2 separate regions of the Homo sapiens genome follow, and region 2 is linked to region 1. A link is a contact called in ENCODE Hi-C data. All regions are on one chromosome and are shown on one strand. The core of a region is the stretch at or near the end of the contact, and the rest is flanking DNA. Distances in the headings are between cores, read along the strand shown. Region 1 overlaps LYPLAL1-DT (LYPLAL1 divergent transcript). Region 2 has its middle 49 kb from the start of ZC3H11B.

What was found. Hi-C counts contacts between places; a loop is a spot of excess contacts on that map. Pooled maps may share reads with other maps.
Region 2: a loop to region 1 is called in a map with no recorded cell type, with 6 times the contacts of the local background. The contact joins two enhancer-like sites. A Hi-C loop is called at or near these places in 2 of 37 single-sample maps with no recorded cell type and 2 of 50 pooled maps.

Annotation. Positions count from the first base shown.
Region 1 is chr1:219,085,139-219,092,359 of GRCh38, reverse strand. It overlaps LYPLAL1-DT (LYPLAL1 divergent transcript), which reads left to right. Exons shown (of 5, transcript NR_038845.1): 4 at 5,700-5,865. Among named protein-coding and RNA genes, the nearest start is that of LYPLAL1-DT, 85 kb to the left of the region's middle. RefSeq lists an enhancer at 3,089-3,138. Within about 2 kb of position 3,304, at least 7 of the 41 ENCODE cell types and tissues checked have a DNase peak (open chromatin) inside an H3K27ac peak, as active enhancers do.
Region 2 is chr1:219,658,165-219,665,385 of GRCh38, reverse strand. No RefSeq gene overlaps it. Among named protein-coding and RNA genes, the nearest start is that of ZC3H11B, 49 kb to the right of the region's middle. RefSeq lists enhancers at 4,009-4,058, 4,005-4,299 and a silencer at 4,013-4,212. Within about 2 kb of position 4,570, at least 4 of the 41 ENCODE cell types and tissues checked have a DNase peak (open chromatin) inside an H3K27ac peak, as active enhancers do.

The DNA of each region.
Region 1 (7,221 bases), core at 2,055-4,554:
CCTGGCATAAATCCCTCTTGGTCATGATGAATTATCTTTTAAATGTGTTGTTGAATTTGGTTTGTGAGTATTTTGTTGAGGATTTTTGCATCAGTATTCATGTGGAACATTGGCCTGTAGTTTTCTTATTTTGATGTCTCTGTCTGATTTTGGTATCAGGGTAATACTGGCCTCACAGAATGAGTAAGGAAGTATTTGCTTCTTTATTTTTTTGGAATTGTTTGAATAGGATTAGATTAATATTAGTTCTTTAAATTTTGGGTGAAATTTAGCAGTTGAAGGCTTTGGGTCTCTGATTTTTCTTTACTGGGATACTTTTTAATATGGTGTTGAACTCATTACTTGTTATTGGTCTATTTAGATTTTGGAAATCTTCATGATTCGGTCTTGGTAGGTTGTATGTGTCTAGGATTCAATCTATTTCTTCTAGGTTTTCCAATTTACTGGCATGTAGTTGCTCATAGTAGTCTCTAATGATTCTCTGAACTGCAGTATCAGTTGTAATACCTCCTTTTTATCTCTCATTTTATTTATTTGGGTCTTCTATCTTTATGTCTTTGGCTAAATGTTTATCAATTTTATTTTTTTAAAATAAGCCACCTTTTTGTTTAATTGATATTTTGTATTGTTTGTTTTGTTTCAATTTCATTTATTTCTGCTTTGATCTTTATTATTTCTTTTCTCCTACTAATATTGGCTTTGGTTTGCTCTTTGTTTTCTAGTTCTTTAAGATGCATCATTAGGTTGTTAATTTGAGGATTATCTGCTTTTTTGATGTGGAGTGCTTATTGCTATAAGCTTTCTTCTTAGTATTGCTTTTGCTGCATTCCATAGGTTTTGATATATTGTGTTTCCATTTTTGTTTGTTTCAAGGAATTTTTAAATTTTATTCTTAATTTCTTCATTGACCCACTGGTCACTCTAGAGCATATTGTTTATTTTCCATGTGTTTGTATAGTTTCTGATATTTTTCTAATTATTTATTTCTAGTTTTATTCCATTGAGAATAAAACTGGAAAGATGAGACACTTGATATTTTTTCAATTTTTTAATTTTTTAAGACTTGTTTTTTGTTCTAACATGTGATCTATCCTTAAGAATGAGCCATGCCTTGAGGAGAAGAACGTGTATTCTGCAGCTCTTAAATGAAAGATTGTGTAAATATATATTAGGTCCATTTGGTATATAATGTAGATTAAGTCCAATGTTGTTGTTGGTGGTGGTTTTCTGTGTAGTGGTTCTGTCCAATGCTGAAAGTGGGGTGTTGAAGTCTCCAGCTAATATTGTATTAGGGTCTATCTCTCTCTTTAGCTCTAATAATATTTACTTAATATGTTTGAGTGTTCCAGTGTTGAATGTATATATATTTACAAGTGTTACACCCTCTTGCTAAGTTGACTTCTTTATCATTATATAATGACCTTCTTTGTCTCTGTTTATAGTTTTTGTTTTGAAATCTATTTTGTCTGATGTAAATATAGCTACTTCTGCTTTTTTTGTTTCCATTTTCATGCAATATTTTTCAGTTCCTATATTTTAAGTCTAAGTTAGTCTTTATAAGTGAAGCGTGTTTCTTATAGTTACCAGATTGTTAGAGCTTGTTTTTTTATTATTGTTATTGTTCAGGCTCTCTATGTCTTGTGATTGGAGAGTTTAGTCCATTTACATTCAATGTTATTATTAGTAAGTAAGGACTTACTACTGCCATTTTGTTATTTGTTTTCTGGGTGTTTTATGTGTGCTCTTCTCTTTCTTCCTTCCTTCTTCCCTGTATTCCTTTTTGGGAAGTTAATTTTTTTTGGTGGGTTGTTTTAATTTACTGATTTTCAGTTTTTTGTGTATCTGTTGTAGGTTTTATGATTTGAGGTGACCATGAGGTTTGGAAATAACATCTTAGAACTCATTATTTTAAACTGATCACAACTTAGCACTGGATACAAAACAATCCAAACTCACAACAACGAAAGAGAAAACTAATAAAAGCTCTACACTTTAACTTAATCCCCCTGCTTTCTAACTTTTTGTTGCTTCCATCTACGTTTTATTATACTATGTCTTAAAAGTTGTAGTTATTATTTTTGATAGGTTTATCTTTTAGTCTTCGTATTCAAGATATCAATAGTTCACGTACCACAATTACAGTGTTATAATATTGTGTGTTTGTTTGTGTACTTACTATTACCAGTGAGTTTTGTACCTTCAGATGACTTCCTATTGCTCATTAGTGTCCTTTCATTTTAGATTGAACAGCTCCCTTTAGCATTTCTTGTAGGGCAGTTCTGGTGTTGATGAAATCCCTCAGCTTTTGTTTGTCTGGGAAAGCCTATTTCTTCTTCATGTTTAATGGGTATTTTCACTGGGTGTACTCTTCTAGGATAAAAGTCTTTTTTCCTTCAGCACTTTAAATATGTAATGCCACTCTCTCCTAGATTGTAAGGTATGTTATTTGTGTCTTTTCTCTTGCTGCTTTTAGAATCCTTTCTTTATCCTTGACCTTTGGAAGTTTGATTATTAAATGTCTTGAGGTAGTTTTATTTGGATGAAATCTACTTGATGTTCTACAACCCATCTATACTTGAATTTTGATATATTTCTCTAGGTTTGAAAAGTTATCTGTTATTATCTCTTTGAATAAAATTTATACCTTGATCTCTGTACCTCCTCTTTAAGGCCAGTAAATCTTAATTTGCCCTTTTGAGATATTTTCTAGAACTTATAGGCAAGCTTCATTCTTTTCTATTCTTTTGTTTCTTTTGACTGTGTATTTTCAAATAGCCTGATTCTTTCTTCTGCTTGATCAGTTCTGCTGTTGGGAGACTCTGATGCATTCTTCTGTATGTCAATTCAATTTTTCAGCTCAGAATTTCTACATGTTTCAAAAATTATTTCAGTATCTTCGTTAAATTTATCTGATAGGATTCTGAATTCCTTCTCTGTGTTATCTTAAATTTCATTGAGCTTCCTCAAAATTTCTATTTTGAATTTTCTGTCACTCTTGGATTGATCAGTGGTGACTTTTTCAGTTTGTTTAGTGAGGTCATGATTTCCTGAATGGTCCTGATGCTTTTGGATGTTTGTGAGTGTCTGGGCATTGAATAGTTAGATATTTATTGTAATATTTGCAGTCTGCACTTGCTTGTACTCCTCTTGTGGAGGGGTGATGCAAGCTCCACTGTGACTACCACACTGAGACTGTGCTGAGTCACACCCAAAGATAGCACAGCACTGGGTCTTGCTCAAGACCCATGGTGACCACTGCCTAGTTACTGCCAGCGGAAGGAAGGAGTCTCCCCCAGGTTACTGAGCTGCACTGCCTGGGTTGGGGGAGGGGTGATGCAAGCACTCCCTTGTCCACCTGGCTGGTGTCTCATTAGGTCAACCCAAGTCTACTGCCTTCTAGCCCAGCACGCACCAAGACTTGCCCAGGAATTGCAGTCCTTGTCGCCTAGACTGCCTTTGAGGTTTATGTAGTATCCCAGAGTGCTTTGGCCCATGGTAGTGGGGCTAGCCAGAACTCTAGTTCCAACCACTGGGAAGGGCAATTCCTCTCTTGCTGGGACGGATATAAGGACTCCCTCCATGGGCACTGGCTGAGTTCTGCCTTATCTTGTTTTCTACTGTGGCTGGGCTGCACTGAGTTCCAATGCAAAGTCCCACATCACTGCACTCTCTCCCCCACAAGAACACAGATCCTCTCCGCAGCATCAGCAATTCAAGACTATCTTTCCTAACCTCTTCAATGCCTCTTTCTTTGATATGATGTTAGAACCTGGTACTGTGATCACTCACTTGATTTTTGGTTCTCATAAAAGTGCTTTCTTGTGTGGATAGTTGTTCGATTTAGTGTTCCTGTAGGGGGACTATTGTTGGAGAGTTCTATTAGGCCAACCTGCTCTGTGTCTTCCCCTATAGTTTCTTTTTGACTCAGTTACATTCAAATTTATTTTTTACACTTTATAGAAATATTAGGGAGGTTAAAATTTATCCTTTATTTACTGAGCTCTAATTTAACAGAATTGAAATTGTGGTCAGAGAATGTATTATGTTTGACACTAAGTCTTTGAAATTTATTGAGATTTGCTTTAAAGCCTAGTGATATGCTTAATATCCCATTCTATTCCTATGTGGAGGAATCATAAGGTGAGAGACAGACCCTCTCTTTCAATATGTAGCACAAGGGTTCTTATTTATCCTCTGGACAATAGCATACAGATACATGTCTCAAGTTTATCTAGTAAGATTCTCTTGCCTGTAGCTTTGAATAATGAGGGTTAGAGATTTTTCCCAGCCAATGTGGAAGGTTTGAGAGACTACTGGTGTGGCAGCAAGAATCCAGTAGCAGCAGTATCAATTCCTATGTCCTAAGCAGACTTCAGGCTCATAACCTGCTTTCCTTATTTTTCTGCCAGAGTCTAATTCTCAACTGTTGATTAATTCTCTAAGTTATTGATATCTTGCCAATACATTCCTTTTCTGATTAATGTAACCAAAGTCAGTTTCTGTTGCTTAGAACTCAGAATTCTGACAACTGTGAAACACAATGCTTCTGAGGGAATTACAGCATATTACTTTTTGCTTTATTTTATTTAATCTTCTGTTTCTCTCCTCAGGAAGTGTTATTTATTATCCTCATTTAACAGATAGGAAAACTGGGGATTCAATATTTGAAGCACTTTATTCAATACCACACAGCCTGTAAAGTGTGAAACCAGAATTCAAGCCAGCTCTGCCTGATTCTTGAACTGCTACTCTTTAAGCCTTCCAGATATTCAATGGGTGATTTTAAACCTTTCTTTCTGACCCTAATATTCTATGAACTGAAGAATAAATACAGATTGCCAAGTATAAATCAGGAATAGCTTAGGTACTGAGAGGTCAAACTCTAGAAGCCACAAATATTCATATATTCTTAAGTTTTAATTGAGAAAAGTACTTCTCCTAGGCTTTTTACTTCATATACTCTGTGAGATGAATTTTTAGAAACTGACCTTCTCTTATTCACTGCCCCAACTCTGCAAATTTGCCACACGTGCCTTGGCAACATGAACCACCATAACACAGAGGGGCTGGTGACTTAACATACTTTGTCATCCCCCTGGCATAACAGAGGGGTTCTTTTAGGTCATGGGCCACTTTTCTTCTTGTAGGTTTATTGAAAGTTTGTGTGTTCATGCTCATTAAGTAACTTCTAGCAACCTTGGCTAAATAAGTTGGTAAAAGGCTGAACTCATAGTCAGTATTGCTTCATAATACACACATGCAGAGCTCATAATATATGTGACAGTTGATTCACTTAAATCACCTAATTAACTTTTTGCAGTCTTGTATAAATATAATAAAGTAGCTATAGAAATGAAAGATGTTTTCAAGTTAAATTTAACTCCACTGAACTCATAGAATCAGAGTTAACTTATATTTCATTTTAGGTGATTTTAGAGAAAGTTGTTTTAAAGGCAAAACATTCTTAAAAGACTGAATTTGTTTCTACCCCCATTTTTCTTAATTACTTTCATGAAAAACCTATTGATTTTATAATCTATTAATTTGCAGTAGAGAAACTGTGCTCTTTTGTTGATGTAGAACTAATAACGTACATAAATGTTTATAACTTTTAACCTCATCTTAAATATTTTTTGTTTTAAATCACACATAGCTGGCATTTTAAGGTATTTCTTGTTTTTTTTTTTCCCCACTTGCAGAATGCTTTGATGTCTTAAATGGTACATCCAAACTTAAGTGAAATAGAGCTGTGAGGACATTTTGGGGAGAAGTGACCTAGATAAGCACTGACTGTTGCATTCATCTCTCTTCTTGCTGATTGTGATGATTTCCTGTGCCATAGCCATTCAAAGTCTGCCAAAAAAGGTAAGTAATTAGGGTCTCACAAATAGTATCCAGGTACAAAAATGAAATTAAACTATCTCTGGGAACAGGAGTTTGCTTTTTGAGAGGAGCAAAATAAAACAGAGTTAAGGAAGAAGTGTTAATTTTAGCTGTCACATACCAGTTGAACAATTCTGATAGTGATACTGTTGTTTTCCAGGTGAGTAAAAGAGTCATGGAAATTAGCATACAACATAAAAATCTGTAGAAATCAAGGGAGATGTGTTACAAGAGTGGCCTAAGGAAATCCATCTGGGGATGAACAACAGGAATTCCTCATTTGGACTGCTTCTGTTATTACTCACTCAGAGACTAGAGGAAATTGTTAGATTGTCTGTGGTGTCCTTTATCTATCCTAAAATGTAGAAAGTGAAGTAGGGAAGGATGAGGAGTTGATATGCAGAAGAGGAAGCTGAAATAACCTTCCCTCAATTATTTTTCTTAAAATTGGCCTCTGAAGGGAACCCGAATGTTTAGGCATTATTTCACTCTGTCTTACACTCTATTTGTGACAGATAAATGAAATGGTAGACTGTCCATTCTTTGGCTAATGTCAGCAGCCAAATTAATCAAACTGTGGGAAGTTGCTGATATATTTATATGAAAATAACTTTAAAAAAGGCCCAATTGTACACCTGGTTTGTTTCATGGTTCAGGCTGAATATATTTATCTGATATATCATGTGATAATATTAGTAACGAAAGCCCCTAAATTAGCAAGTGGTTTGCCTACATCTCCAAGTCCTTTTTCTTTCCATCCTATGCCACTGATATTCCACCTGAATTGGGGAAATTAATTATCAAAAAGTGCCTATTTGTTTCCATCTTCTTTCTTATTCAAATACTATTTATTTTAAATTACTGTTTACTAATTAATGCTAAATAAATGTAATGCACTGTTAGCTAACCAGAGATTTATAAATAACTTTATTTCTTCATTTTCTCCCTGGGTTTTCTGCTATTTATTATTATTTAAGTTTTAGTGCTTTGAGAGTACAGCCGGCATTTCAACAGCACTTTCCTCTAATGCTTAATCCTAACTCATAACAGAAATATGTATTAAAAGCTTGAGTACATGCATATAAAGAGGAAACATTTTTCTCAACCATCAACACTTCACATTAAATCTTTGGAATATTTAGTGCCTTATCGTCATTTTAATTCTTATTCTGAGTCACAGACAGCATGAACTGAGTTTACAGGGTAATCACTGCGGTAACATTTTCTTCCTCTAGATTATCTTTCCTGGGATTAATTATATTGAGATCACTGCCCTGAGTCATAGTCTTCTGTATTTTAATAGGGTATCAGGCATGGTTCAGATAAAGAAACTTTATT
Region 2 (7,221 bases), core at 3,321-5,820, 570 kb before region 1:
GAGGTGTGTGCATCCAGAAGTGGGTACCTGTGATCCTAGCTGAGTCAAAAACTTGGAAGATGTGGGAGTTGAAGCAACAGATTAGAAATCTGATGACTATGACTATTTATGTATATACGTATGTAAATATAGCATCAGAACATCTGGATTAAAAAATAGAAAAATGTCTACATAGTTATCCATAGATATGGATATATAGATATAGATATAGATATATACTTATAAATATATAAAATGCTAAATATCTGGCTGAATAGTTTATGTGCTTTCTCAGTTTTATTTGGACTTAGACTAAGTGTGGACACAACATGTGAGTTCTGATATCAGTTATGTAAATAAGACTCTGTTTGTTCATAATTCGGGTTCTAGGTCTTTTTTCTTCTTAGGAAGCAGCTGGTAACATCGGTGACATTTCTAATGCACTTGGACACACCTGACAATACCCTACCTTGATGAAACAGGTGAATGCCTATGCCTTTTAGGGAGCAGAGCCAAACTTGAAAGGCACTACCACCACTGTACAGCTAGCTGGATCTTCCTTCACAGATTTGGAAATGTTTACTTAACTGAACTGTGTGGCTGCAGTTTCTAGGTATTTGATAAGGAAGAAGAGGAGTGACATGCCTCTCCTCAGAATGAAGCAGCAATATAGTCTTGTGTATTCTTTATGTTTTGAAGTTACACCTAGACCCAGGGACATGACAACATGGTTTGGGGATCACTAGTAAACCCCTGGGCACCTCTTGGTTGTCCCCAGGACTGCTTTCTGAGGTATTACAGTATGACGCTGTGTAAGCTTTGGTTTCTGGTATGAATTAACTTGATATATTTATTATATTACTTATGATTTTTAATGAAAACCAGACATCATCTCGTTGGTGTTTCACCAAAGCACTGCCACATTTACTTATTTATTTACTTTTGTGGTCAATGAGGTTTTGGGTTTTTTAAAAATCTCACTGATATTAGGTTGGTGCAAAGGTAATGGCAAAAACCACAATTACTTTTGCACCAGCCTAATACTATCCATAGACAAAAACATTGTATCTTGGTTTATTCTACATTTTATAGGTTGGTGCAAAAGTAATTGTGGTTTTCACCTTTTTTTTTTTTTTTTTTTTTTTTGAGACGAATTCTGGCTCTGTCACCAGGCTGGAGTGCAGTGGTGCAATCTTGGCTCACTGCAACCTCCACCTCCTGGGTTCAGACAATTCTCCTGCCTCAGCCTCCCGAGCAGCTGGGACTAGGGGCATGCACCACCATGCCCAGCTAATTTTTGTATTTTTAGTAGAGACGGGGTTTCTACTACGATCATGTTGACCAGGATGGTCTCGATCTCTTGACCTCGTGATCTGCCTGCCTCAGCCTCTCAAAGTGCTGGGTTTTTACCTCTTTTTAATGGCCAAAACTGCAATTACTTTTGCACCAACCTAATAAACAATTCGATAAACATTTCTTGAGTTCATCACACACTTGGATGAGTGCTGCAGCTATCTGGATGAAAAGCTATGATTCCTGCCCTTAACAAATTCATAGCCTAGTAGAGAAGACAGAGGACAAATAATTGTTTTAGAGATTGTAAAACCTGGTGATTTAGTGACAGGCTTGGAATGACATCCTCTGGATCTGAATCTTTTCTCTTGCCATATACTAACTGTGTGCTCTTGAATAAGTTTCCTAATGTCCCTTTATCTCAGAAAGGATAATCAACATCTAAATAAGGGTAAAAACTGTACCCTCTTATAAAGTTATTGTGATAATTAAAAGAATTAATACATGTATGAAGTGTTTCAAACAGTGCCTGGCAAAAAACAGAAGTCTAATAAATGTTAGCTTCTACTGTGATTCCTCAGAATTATGGCGGCAATAAAATAAATGCATTTGCATCAAAATCACCTGGTGATGGGGGAAGCTTAGTAAATGCAGATTCCTGGGCCTCCATCTCAGAGTTTCTAATTTAGTAGGTCTAGGTGGAGCTTGGGCTTCTGCTATTTTAATAAGCACCCGGGTTGGAGGTCTTTTTAAAGGGGTGGTGGCTGGCGAAAAGTTGTGGGTGATGAAGTTAGAAAGTGAAAGTAATTTCTGGAGAGTACCTGAGACCATCTAATTAAAGCATTTCAGTGAATAAATGGGTCAAATTGGTTTCTGATTTCATGTGGACAAAAATGAGGGATGGAGTAGAAGTTCGATCTTGCAGTTTGTCATGGTGGTGATAAGTAGAAACAGTCAATACTGTGCTAGTTAATCATTATGTCATATTCTCTTCTGATAACCAGCACTGAGCATTTCTAGGGAGAATTCAGCTTAGATGCTGGTAGTGGGGATATTTAGACACAGCAATGAGTTAAAAATAAGGATGTGAGCTCTCTCCCTCTTCCTCTTATGAATATCTCCCAAAAAAAGGTAGGCTTTTACCCATCTGAGGTGTTTAGATATTTGGGATATTTTAGATATTTTAGATTTGGATATTTGGATGCTTGGGAGTACTTAGGTAATGCCTCAAAATATCTACTCCATAAAATGAGAAGGGATCTTGGGGAAAAATGTTACTTTCTCTTTCTGTAGCATTAATAAAACTATGGAAATAGTGAGGGAATAGTCAATGGTCTTATAGTACAGATAAATAAATGAATTTCCGGCAGAATACGTGATTTTCTTCCTGCATTGTTTTAGACGAGATCGGGTGCGTTCAGGGTGGTATGGACGTATACCTTGCATTGTTTTAAACCAAGGGGATTTTACAGTGAATTTGAACAAGAAGAAAGTTCCAAGTGAAATCTGGCCATTGCTTTACATTTAATCTTTACATTGCTTTATGGTAGAACAAAACTTTTTGTCAGTTGTATGGTGGATTCTATGATTCACCTGATCCAGCAGGGGAAAGAAGGAGATTCTTTGGGAAACCTTGTTTGGTGACATGCAGTTGTTGGTGAGGTAAAGGGAAGGGACTAAAAAGGTAGTCAGAAATTGATTAGTTGTCAGAGACATTCAAGGGTCACCTTTGTTTTTTCTTTCTTTTTAAAATTGTCATTCTTCAGACATTCTATAGATGCTGTTTATTTATCATGCTATTAGCAGAAACTATGCTGCTCTAAAAAGTTACATAATCAAACCAAATCCTTATCCAATTTCACTGCAGTGGGACTCTGCCCACTGTGTGCTGCTCCATTATTATTGTATCAGCTTTTTAGCAATAATTGACGTCTATCTGATATAAAAATTGATACTTGGCAGAGGAAAAGAAAACCTGTTCTTTTGTGCTTAGGGCAAGTGGATGGTAACTTGCTTAAAACCCGTTTGGGAGTCAAATTGGAATATCTCTCAGCAACATTTCCCCACTTAGGTACAGTAACCGGAAGGTAGCATCCAAAAAATGTAAACCATTGTTGGGCTTCTGGATGTCTCTGAGAGAGCCTGTGTTTAGATTAATGGACGGTCGACTGAATAGGGGGTCATGATGAGTGGCCAGACTCTTTGCAACACAGTAGGCCTATTGTACATCTAACAGCGACTCAATTCAAAGCGATTCATGGCTTGGATGCTTCTGTAAATATACATTAGCCTTTAAGCAAACCAGGAATTATACCAGCTTTTATTTTTTTCTTTAAGAGAAGAAAATAAGAGAAAAAAGAATGAAACAAACACCAGAGAACTTTCTTTTGCAACAATGCCTTCTTTTCCTTTTGACATTGTTTTTTAAAGTTGCGGCAGTCCTGGGTGAATGAATATGGGTTTTTATCCCTTGAAACAGAGGCCTGCTGTCTGATGCAGGCTTCTTTTTCCTGCTTGATTGGCAGGACTTTCTGTCTCACTCCCATTAGAGAAGAAATACTGTTTAGATTTCGACACAAGATATTGCCAGTGGAATAAATAGTGCCATTTTCATGATAAAGTGGATGTTTAAGATTAAGGGTTTATTTAAGCCCACTGGTGAGCGACATTCCACTTGAATTAGGAGACACTCCTACAGGAAACAAATTTTATCAACCTAATTTTGTATTTTCCAAGCTTTTCCTGAGCAGCAGACAGAAGCAAAGATGTCGCCATAACCTTCTGTAGATGTCGCCATAACCTTCTGTTGATAGCGGAAAGCAACACCCAGGAGTAAGCGCTTGCAAGGTTAAGACAAAGAGCTCCCATGTACACGGCAGAGGGCGCTCGAGGACTGGCTGCGAGGAGTAGTTGGAACCGACTTCCCCGCTTCTTTCCTTCTCTTTTAAATGTAGGACAGGAAAAATAAAAGGATCATCAGCCAGAAAACAAAGGGCGCCAGAGAGCCAAATGTATGCAGCTGAAGAACTTGAAAAAAATTCTGGGGACTCAAGAGAGGAACCCATATTCTCATTCTCGTTGTCAGTCATTTTGCAGCTGTCCTGGCCTAGTATCACCTTCTCTTCTCCAGCCACATCCCCCACTTCACACTCCCTCAATTTGGCCCTCCGAGATTTGGTCCCGTTGGCCAGAGCCATAGGCTGCCTTTAGGAAAACCCCTGGCTCGCATGACGTCACCACGCTCATAGGGAGCGAAACTTCCCAAGCACCCCCACGGATGGTGCTAACAAAAGTTAAGCAGCGCCCCACCTCCTGTGTGCAACAGGGGTATCCTCCTCACCCCCTTTTTTTGTAAGGGAGGTGAGGTGGGAGGAGCTGACGTCGGGACACCTGGTTCTCAGCCCAGCGCTGCCCCCAGGGGCCTCCCTTAGTCTTTGTATTCCTGTTCTTCATTTGTAAAATGAGGGAATTGGGCTAAATGGTCTCTAAGCGCTCAGGTTATGCCGTTTGTAAAATTATAAGTGAGAGGTTGAGTCACCCCAAAGCAAGATTTTTAGTGCAAAATTTTGAGGGAATTGAGGCAAAGTGTTTTTTTCCTCTCTTCTTCCTGGAGTGTGAATTACCTGATTAAAAGTCTTGACTATTTCACTTCTATCTCTGTGGTGTATCGATCAAAAAGTTTATTGAACTTTTACCCTATGATCAAAATGGAGACGAGCAGATTAGATTATACCTTAATTAGCAGTTTTCTTTTTGCTAATGGTTTATTTATGAGTTCACAGCAATTTCTTAATATTAAGTTAAAAATATTGCCTGATAAACTGACAGATTACACTTGCATTTTCTCTTTTGTTCTCAGAATAAACGTTAAATATTCTTTTTTGGGGGGGATGTTCTAATTTAATTGGCCCTAATGAGAGCCAGATTGCTCATTAGAATAAAAAGGAAAATGACAATCTGTGTCACGTTTATCATCCTCAGTGATGGGCAAGGTTGTACTAAGGTTTGGAATAAGTAGACAGATGTAGAGACTAAGAGGGGCTCTGATAAACAGAGATATTGAATGTAGATAATAAGCCAATCTTAAAATTAAGCATGTGTTTACATTGTGTTCAAAGACTATGACGCCATTGGGAGACAGAATGTGGGGAGAGTTTAGCAACAGCCCTCTCAGCTGGTGACTTCAGGACAGAAACTTCTCAGTTCTCAGCAGGGGCTCCCTAAACAGCAGGCATAAGTGGATAAGTCAGTTTTGTCAAATATAGGAAAGTATATCATGTTTCAGAAGAAGACCAAAACATTATTTCAATATGAGTAAGAGTTTTCTCTTTTACCTAATAAGTGAAATGCTCACCAGTTTTATTCTGGAATGTCAGTGTGGCCCATTTTCCCTTAAATATTTGTGCCAGCAATTTCATAGTTTCCTTGGGGGCATATTTTAAAATCTATTTATCTCCACAGTGTCTACTTTGCATGGGGCTTTTGCAATAAGAGGTGCTCAAAGGCAGTTGTTGAACTGAATGTTCATATTAATTTTTTCCTCTTTAATGCAACAGAACAGCTACAGAAACAAACAAACCAAAAAAAAAAAAAAAAAAGAAAAGAAAAAAGAAATAGCCCTGCATGAAGTCACAATTTGGCTCATGCTAGGTGCTGAGTCCATTTCCAGCTCTAATGACTGGATACTCACCACCAGCTTTATCTAGGCTGCTGGGAATGAGCTGCACCAGTTGGAAGACACACTACTTATTGTTCAGATCGTTAAGCATGAATGTGCTAAGCATCAAAACTCAGATTTAGTGCAAGCTTAAAGTGGCCATTTCTTAGATCCAGCATTCTGAGTTTCAAAAAAAGAATGTTTTTGTATGTTAATACTAATGCCACTTTCTATTTGAGTCACTTCTGAAAAACAGTTCTGTGCTAGGGCAGTGCAATATATAGTTCTGTGACATTACTTAGTGAGAACCAGCAGCAGTGTGGCAAAGTGCTTAGTTGAATCAGAGCCATACAGAATCATATTTATGCTTACATAGGCGTTGTTGCATTTGGGAGAACGTGTTCACGGGAAAGGGTGGTGATGATGGTGGTGGTGGAATAGTATGTGATGTGGTTAGAAACCCTGTTTTTCCATTCATTGTTTAATCTTTGATTCTTCATCTATAAAATGAGACCTCTTGCCATTGAGTTGTTTGAAGGCTGAGAAAAATATATGTAGAGTCCGTAAACATATTCAAAAGTAGGCATTCAAAAATAAGCTATTTTTGTTATTTAGGTTCTAAAAAGCTCTTTTCTTCCCAACTATATTTCCAAAGAGCTGTCAAATAATGTACTTAGTTTTTGATTAAGACTGATGCTTTCCAGAATTACTGGGACAGAAACACTAACTACTCATTAAAATAATCCTTTGTGCCTTCAAGGGTTCAGTTCTTTTCTTCTTTCTCTATTTTCATTCTACTTCTCTCCTCAGAACAGTTTCTAAATTCTGCTTCCATCACATCTATTTGATAATAATCTAATATGCTACTCTTCCTGAGAATATTTCATTATTAGTAGGGAACAAATCTATCCACTAAGAAATAAAGTATGGAATGGGAATTTTAAGCGTTGGTGAACACATTGGAACATGTTTTTTTAGAGTACTAGGAAGTTTTCAGTGTTTTTGAAATTAAACTCATTGGTGGTAACTATGGCATGAAACAGATCATCTATTAAATCATCAGAAATTAAGGATTAAATAATTTATCTCACCAGTTACTTATCTAGAAAGGCAATGAGGAAAAAACATTTACATTCACTCATTTATTTAAATTTTTTTTTTTGAAATGGAGTCTTGCTCTGTCGCTCAGGCTGGAGTGCAGTGGTGTGATCTCAGCTCACTGCAGCCTCCACCTCCTGGGTTCAAGCAATTCTCGTGCCTCAGCCTCCCGAGTAGCTGGGACTAAAGGCACA